2 separate regions of the Homo sapiens genome follow, and region 1 is linked to region 2. Evidence: chromatin loops called from intact Hi-C (ENCODE). Cell type or tissue: Caco-2. All regions are shown on one strand. Links, peaks and the distances in the headings refer to the core of each region. The heading gives the core; the rest is flanking DNA. Region 1 has its middle 81 kb from the start of SP3. Region 2 overlaps OLA1 (Obg like ATPase 1).

Region 1 (4,406 bases), core at 118-4,117, 190 kb before region 2:
CTGCCTGGGTGACAGAGCAAGACTCCATCTCAGAAAAACAAGAGTCTTTGTTGCTGTCTCTCTAAATTAATCATGACCAGCCACTTGTAAACACCAACAATGCCCGAAGCACTTTACCTGTGTCAGCTGACTTAATCCTCTAAACAACACTGCAAGATGGATTTATTGTCATCATTTTAGAGGTAAGAAATTAAAGACCCAAGAAAAGAGCCTGGCCATGCTCTGACAGTAACTCACAGCACCACTACTCTAATTCCAGGGATCTAGTTCAAATGCCTACTTTTTCTCCATTCCATCACCATGCCCCACAAAGCGGGAGGTGGCTATTTGCTGCAAGTTCCAAGTCAAACTGTCTTCAGATGGAGAAGTACCACCTGATGATGCAGATTGATTGGCTTAATGCAAAAGGGCCGGTTGTAGTTCAGTCATAATTCCTGTTTCAGCTAGCTCCAGGTGTTGGCTTGTGGTGCATGATTTTGCACCTTGAAGTGTTGTGTGCCCAAGCACAAGCTGGAGTCCTACCTTGAGGTAGTTCCTCCTGAAGGTGTTCCTGTATGACCAGGAACCTGGGTCCACCTGGCTACCTGTCTTCTACCAAGTGAGAGAGAGAGAAACACAAAAGGTGGTTGTGGCAATTTTGACTTTCACAGTGCCCTCCTCCACCAAGTCCTGAGTCTTTTTCTGCTACACGTTTTGCTCACTCACCCACAGATGCTTGGGGTGCGGGGTCTCTCAGCTGAAATCGTGTAGAGAGGAGACATTGAGGCCATTATCCTGACAGTACTGGGTTAAATTCTTTTCAGCTGCTCTAGCAAAAGTGGACTCTGCCTTCACACAGAGGCTGGGTTTTCTTTGACATGATCTTGATCGAACAGAATAGGAGAGAACTCACATGTCATGCTCTGTCTACAGCAGGCCCTGATTAAAGGGAATAGAGACCTGGCATCACATTTGATGCTACAGAGATTTCAAAACCAAGGCCAGGTTGACCTGCCAAGCCTGGAGTGGAATTTTATGACTAGTACCACTATTTTCACTTCAGAGTAAACTATAAGGAAGAGGATCCAGTGATTAAAACAACAAGTAACTTGGTCATCAGTTTAAGCTTTTCAACCCAGGCCCCTGCCCTATATCCACACCCTGCAGAGGGGGAGAAAAAAAAGCACAAAAGCCTCATAGAAGTAACAATTGCTTATTTTAATGTTGGCAACTTATAACTGACAATTATGTTGTTAATTGATAGTTATTTCAATGAGTTGTCATCCATGTAGATTGTTCAGATTAGCAGTGTTGTTTTTGCATTGTGATTAAACCACTGGGTAGCTGCATAAAAACTGTTGTCATCTATTACAGATACATTCTAACATCTCAGAAGAAAAAAAGGGCCAAGCCCCATTAAAGATACAGACGATTTTTAAAAGAGGCTGGGAGTCACAAAGTCTTGTTAAAATATAATTTTCACCAGAATTCTAGATTAATGAAATGTAACATTTAATTAGAGAAATTCCTTTCTATGTAAATGAAGTATTAATTACACAAATGTCAGTAAAAGAGGGAGCAATCGTCAGCAGTGAGGTTACCAGGCACACCAAGGAAAACATTCCTCCTGCCTAGAATGAGGCTGACAGAGACCCCAGGCTTGTCCTTGGAACTGACTCTCTCAAATTCAGGACAGGTGGCCAACTACAGGATACAGCTGGTTTCTTTTTAGGACTGGAGACCAGAGCAAGTAAAATCCCACAAGTTTAGCCTGAAGGAAAGGTTTAGAATAAGTTCACAGTCCAAGACTAAATAGCATTTATTAGCTCTACATATAAAAACAAAACAAAACCCTCTACTATATCTTACTTAAAAGTTTTCTATGGCTTCAAATCTTGAAAAAAACAGATTGGATTTCTAAGTTATTCCACTGTATAGAAGCTTTAAGCTGTAGTCATTTTATTAGCAATAGAAAAGTGATCTTGGACATCCGCTGGCAACAAAGCCAGAAGCCCAAGCTGGCCCCTCCTAATCCACAGGGCAGTCCTGGCCACAAGGTGGCAGTTGCCCAAATCTTAGGCAAAGTGACCTGTTGGAACTAAAGAGTCTAGAAGACATGTCATAGAGTTTTAACATAAATTTGGATGAAAAGCATTCCAGTTATCAGCTTATTCAAGCAGCTATTTCCTCTTAACAACCCTGGCAGTAATTCTTGTTAAATTGGAGCAAGATTCCTTTTCATATCAACTGAACGTTTTTTTGTTTTTTTTTTTTGAGATGGAGTCTCATGCTGTCGCCCAGGCTGGAGTGCAGTGGCGCGATCTCTGCTCACTGTAACCTCTGCCTCCCAGATTCAAGTGATTCTCCTGCCTCAGCCTCCCAAGTAGCTGGGACTTACAGGTGCATGCCACCATGCCTGGCTAATTTTCATATTTTTTTTTTTTTTAGTAGAGATGGGGTTTCACCATATTGGCCAGGCTGGTCTCGACCTCCTGACCTCATGATCTGCTCGCCTCAGCCTCCCAAAGTGCTGGGATTACAGGCGTGAGCCACCGCGCCTGGCCCATACATCTTTTTAAATTGCTCTTTTGTGGGAGTTGCATCTATGCAGTATTACCTACATTTCTCTGACTCTCTGCTCCTGATGCCTCCGCAATGTTGCTACCCCCTCAATTAGCATTGCTGTGCTACTGTCCCGTTTGAGGATGCAGTGGATCTGTGTGGGTTTACACTGCACAGAATTTTTTCCTTTCTTCTGACAAAAGGATTCTTATTTTCTTTAGATAACCACTCCTCACCTACACTCTTCTCTATGGGTTGGGTGGGCCAATCACCACCTCTGAGGCTCAGAGCTGGGCATGTATCTCAGGTCCAACCAGTCAGGTTATTCCATTCCTCAGGCCACAGTTAATATATTAGAGATAAGCACAGAACCCAGTCAGTCCAATAAGAACCCACCTTACAGCTTTTTCTGAAACTCCTGGGAAAGAGAAAGGAAGCACTCTTTCTTTAAGGTGGGGAGAATGTAAGCTTGGAGATGCTGGGCCATCACATGGGTAGAACCTGATGAGAGACAGGCTTTCACAGGACAAAGCAGAGTCAAGGTAGAGGAGTTCCTCACAGGTGCATAGATTAACAATTGGAAAAGTGCTTTATATATTTGTACTAGGGTTGAGTAAATAGGTAAACATATTGTAGGTAAAGAAAGCCAGGTTTCTCACTGTCAAAGAAAGAAATTAAAATCAGGAAAGGGGAAAAGTCTAGAATGAACCTTGAGATTCTGGGATTAGAATTGGAGGTACTAGTGTGAACTCATGGTTTTTTCCCCAATATAGATCCAGATAGATAATACAGAAATAAATACAGATATATGTATGTGTGCATGTATGCATGGGAAAATACATATATTTGCTAGCCTTATCTGCTAAGCAGGCATAGATGCAATGACATCCCAGTAATGATGAGCACACCTACCACCCAGATCTTGGGTTCTAAATACCATTCTCCAATAAAAGGAACTGGGACTCCTTGGAGAAGTGAATGAATCCATGGCTGGGGTAGAGAAAATATAAAATGAGCCTGTAATATCTGTTGGTGCTGGAAAGTAGGCAAGAGCTCAAAAAAATGATGAAGGCATATCAGAGAGCATAAAAGAGTTCCCCAAAGCAAAACCTGGAACCATTTGAGCAACAAAATAAGTATTGGATTATAATACTTGAATAAAATAAATATTTATGATATCAATAAATTTTATTTTTTCAACAAATAAGTGAACAAATAAACAGAAAAGATACAGAAAAAATCCAACAAATGTAGAAGAAATGAGGGAAATAGAAAATTACTAATAGAAAAATATAGTAAGAAATTTTGCAGGAAAGTCCACCAATGGTCTCTAAAATTAGTGGGGAAAATTTTGAGGAGAAATAAGATAGTTGCATAGTCTCAAAGTATCTCATTCCAGGTATTTAGTAATGACAAAGGGTATAATAACGTTCCATTGGAGAAACCCAGCAGACATCACTTAAGGTTAACGTTCTCTGTAATATGATATGTCGACATCGTGTACAACTAATTTGATGGCCTCAGAAGCCTGTAATAATTCCTAAGACATTCTTACCACAAATGCATAACCTCAGGCTAATCATAAGAAAAGAGTGGACAAGCCCAACTTGAAGGACATTCTGCAAAATAACTGGCCACTGCTTTTTAGAAATGTCAAGGTCATGAAAGGTGGCAAAGATTGAGGAAATGTCATAAAATGGAGGCCACTAAGGAGGCATGACCACTAGCGGTGACATGAGACCCTCGACTAGATGCTGGAACAGACTTTAATGGAAAAACTGGTGAAATTTAGTCTCTGGTTTTATTGTATTGTACCAGTGTTAAGTTCTTGGTTTTGGTCACTGTTTTATTGTCATGCATGACGT
Region 2 (4,330 bases), core at 1-4,000:
CAGAAGAGCACAAAAGGGCAGAGGACAAGGACAAGGAAGGGAGGTCTCACAGGAATGGAAACATGGGAGAGAAAGGGAGGCTCAGGGCCGAGAGAGCTTTCAGGCCATCATCACAAGAGAAGGCTAAGTGGCAAAGGGTCTCCAAATTACCAATTTGTTCTAGTCTTTCTTTTGGAATTTTCTGCTACAATGTTAAGAAGTGCTTAACTTACCCATACTACCACTTCGACTGCTCTCAAATATCTGAAAAGTAAGAATGAAAGAATTTTTAAAATTTTCAAAGTCTGATCTTAGTATTTCAAAATCAGTGTAGGAACTTTTATACACATTGCTGAATTGAAGCAAAACATAACCCACCAGACATCAATGGGTCAGTTTTTACAATTTAATAATTTCAAAGGAAAGATTAAAAGTGAACCTCTTTTCAATATGGTCAGAACAACAATAACAAACAAAATTCTTTAATTTTTGAGACAGAATTTTCTTCTTTGTGGTCAGTCACCTATCTCATATCCCTCATAATATCATTGCTATCATCTTTCAATAAATGTTGATCTATAAATTAATTAACTTTTTTGAGACAAATCCCTGGTATACTATTCTTCTGATTCCCATGAAAGACTCACTTTTAAGATACAATTGCAGCTGCCCCACACTGCCAGTTACTGTGTCATACACACGCCTTAAAATTCTGTAATCAGCAACCACCAGGTGCCGTATCGCATTCAGCACACCACAGTCAGTCAATACAGACATCCCCAAACACACCAAGGCTGGTTTTGTCAAATGTTTTATTGAGTGTAGACATCTGGAGTACTGTAAAACATGCATTATCTGTAGATTCAAAAAGGAGCAAGCCACATTGTCCTCACTGTCAAATGTGTCAGGCTTGGCATACATGATGGAGATTAATGAAGTATCATGAGAGTAATATGGTTCCTGAAAAGCTTCTACAATTTGGAGTAGGGTCTTAATCACGTGAAAAGCAAAGCTGTTCACATTTAGTGAACCTGCATTTCATGGGGGGGGGGGGGTACACAGTATTTTAATTTTAAAACAAATAAAAATAATTTGTTTGTCAAAGATTCCCATCTCCCCAACTTTATTTGTCGCATTGGTTTTCAGAAATTTTAATTTTTTAAAAATCAGATGCCTTTTGGAAGTTGTATGTTTATCTGAGCAATAACTAAATTTTATTTCTTCTTCGGTTGTTGAGGTGTGTTAAATTTGAAGAAGATAATATCTCCATCTTCAACAATATAATTTCTGCCTTGTTGTCTGTACTTTCCAGCAGCCTGCAAACAGAAAATATAGAGGAAATGGGTTATTAGTTTACAACTAAATACATGGGGTAAATGGTGGCAGCAGATATAAAAAGTATTATACTACTTGGGTGATATAAAAAAAGAAAAAATGAAATATAGGAAGGCATACAAGTTCAAAACTAGACTTGGAGAGAAGCAAAGTATTCTTGATTTGGGCAGAACTAGATTTTCCATATATACATAATCATAATGTATTCTCCACTAAATTGTTGGTACATAAATGTAATTATACCAATATCATTAAGTTTCATTACACGCTGTTTATGGTACATTTCTGATGTGTCTGCAAACATCCAGCAAGTCACTGTAACAAAACAGATCAAACCAGGCAGAAAGAAAAAGACTATATAACTAGTTAAAAGCTGCTTTATTTGCTTAAAGAAATCCTTTGGTGACACTGGTGATGCCAAAAATATAGTTGGTATAAGGAAAATTATGATCAGTTGTTGTGTAAGATTCTGAACTACTTCCTTGTAGTTTTTAAAATTTAGTCTTGACAATGTGTATACATAGAAGTATGTACTAGAATTCATCATACGGTTTCCTGACTAATGGCCCTAGTTACAAGGAGACTCTAACAGGTTGCAGTTGCAAAGACAGATATTTCTTCCACTTGTAAATTAGTCAGCAAAGCAACTGATTCCACCTGCTGGTATGCAGATCCAGACATGCAATCTGCTGGTAATTTTAATAGAAGCAAGCAGCAGTTCCAGAAAACCAGGTTTAGTCCATGGCATGAACTTTACTTTACCATAAGTAAAACAGGCTCTGCAGCACCCACACTTAACACTGCACACAGCTGACATGGTCCCACATGACCCCACCATCGACTCCTCAACAATAAGGACTTGAGGATCTTTTGGGGGAAATTCTCAAAAGTTTTTCCCTTCTGTTAGAATGTATTGAGAAGAAACCTTTGCCCAACAGGATTAGTGCTTCTCTTTGAAGATATTGATAAGAATGTTCAAAGCCAAGTGAAATTATACTAATCTGTAACAAAAACACTAATAAAGATCATACATCTGAGGGTAAAATCAACAAACCAGATTGCAGAGCCCTAGTAAGCATATTTTCAATTATCTAGACCACATATAAAACTGTCCTGATTTTAACAGAATATAAATATATGAAGAATATATAAAGCTTATTTCTAGAAAGCCAACGTAACGTACCCTACAATTAAAGGCATATGTGTGTGTGTGTATACATATATATTTATATTTATATATATTTCATATATATGACACATATGTGTGTGTGTATATATATAAAAATACATATTTTCACATGTTTTTATAAAGACATGCAATGTATTGAAGGCCATAAGCTACTTATTTCTAGAATCTATAGCCCACTGTTATAAAACTATATAGACAATATAAATCAAGTACATATTGACATGACATATTAATGTAACTTTATATACTTTGTTACCACTCAAGTTTACTATTAATTAAAAGTGACAGTGTTCCTTTAAATTCTCTAGAGACCATTTAATCCATTTCCACTGCTATCAGAAACACTGGTTGAAAAAAAAAATCAATACCCATTTGTGAATCTTGAGTATGTATTAAACAAGACACGTCTAACCAGTTCATTTGCACTTGAAAGCAGCCATCTGTAGAAGCCAGCTTTGCCTAAGCAGATATGATTGCTAATAATGTGATATCCCTGTAGACTACAAAGCCCACACAGAGCTATTCAGTATATAGTTCACAGCACTGGCATTAAATTAGTTATGCTGCACTGGTGTTAGAAATACATATACATACATACATACATACATACATACATACATACATACATACACACACATATACACAATTTTGCTCTCAAATCTAAAACCTACTTGATAATCTGCAAGTAAACATTTGTTGAATAAAGGAGCAGAGAGCAATTCCTAAATGCTTCATTTTACTTGGACTTCAAATTTTGAAATATTAGTTTTGGAGGTTAAAACAACGTAAAATATTTAATGGTATCCTAGGTGAAAATGTCAGAGTCAACCTTTTCTAATTTATAGTATAAAAGCTGCCAGTTAGTGGTAAATAGTCTTACAAGCAGGAAATATTATTTTATTGGATATTATAAAGTTTCTCTCAATTGTTAAAGGAAATATTTACAATTCATCTATCAAGTTTATTACAACATAGATCTACTAAGGATTGGTAAACAGGCTTACCATTTTAAGAGTATAAAAAAAGAAGCATCTGATCTCTGAATTCTAGTAATAGAAAACATCCTCATTTTTATCTTCCTTATGAAAAATAGATATGCCAACATGATGTAGCATGTTGACAAATAATCTGAGATTTTTGTTCGTCTAATTAGTATTCCTGACAAAGTTCAATCTCAGTATTTTTGCACACCTACCTATATCTATACAGATGCCACCATCAAAAAATTAACAACTGTGTTTACTTGTAAACTGTTATTCCTTCCACTCTTTCAAAAAAACAAAATGGTTCTCATTCAACATTGAACCAATTATACCAAGATTTTCCCCCTCCTCTTCCTGGTGTTCCAACAGTTCTATTAAAGTCCTGCTGTTCGGTATGACCTTTCCAATGATACCAGTGAAAATAAAGTAAACCTGAAATAAACTTTTTTGTATTCCTTTCAACTTATGAAATAGTAAACACAAGAATCTTCTTTAAATTCTATAACATTTACTATAGTAGTCTTCAAATATTAAATTAAATTAAAGAACCTTCCTACAATGTCAGTTTAACCAGCTAATCTGTCTATATTAGAGATTGCTAGATTTCTCTAAGTAACATCTAATAAATCAAACAAAATTAATTTTGCAACAGAATTTACATTTAACAAGTCATCTACTACTCATGTATAAAACTGCTTCACTATTAGTGTCTGCAAACCAAATTATCCTTATTAGCTAAAATAAAGCACAATTTTGGACCTGCCCTCTAGTGTTGAGAAAGCAAATCAAATCCCCAAGTATCTTTAAACAACAAACAAGTAAAACCATGAAGTTTTAGAAAGAA

Evidence for each region. A loop is a pair of places that touch in the nucleus more often than their neighbours do. Peaks named below come from ENCODE experiments on the same cell type or tissue, not always from the same donor. Only the 100,000 strongest peaks of a DNase experiment are listed, where the experiment ranks them.
Region 1: a loop joins it to region 2, with 4 times the contacts of the local background. A loop is called at or near these places in 5 of 110 quality-filtered maps.

What each region holds. Positions count from the first base shown.
Region 1 is chr2:173,882,571-173,886,976 of GRCh38, forward strand. No RefSeq gene overlaps it. Among named protein-coding and RNA genes, the nearest start is that of SP3, 81 kb to the right of the region's middle. In Caco-2, for the core only: a CTCF peak has its summit at 2,040 (motif pointing right); a DNase peak (open chromatin) is centred at 2,021.
Region 2 is chr2:174,074,233-174,078,562 of GRCh38, forward strand. OLA1 (Obg like ATPase 1) reads right to left here. Exons shown (of 11, transcript NM_013341.5): 11 at 1-1,295. The coding sequence ends at 1,194. Among named protein-coding and RNA genes, the nearest start is that of LINC01960, 51 kb to the left of the region's middle. In Caco-2, for the core only: no CTCF peak of the experiment used is centred there; a DNase peak (open chromatin) is centred at 2,109.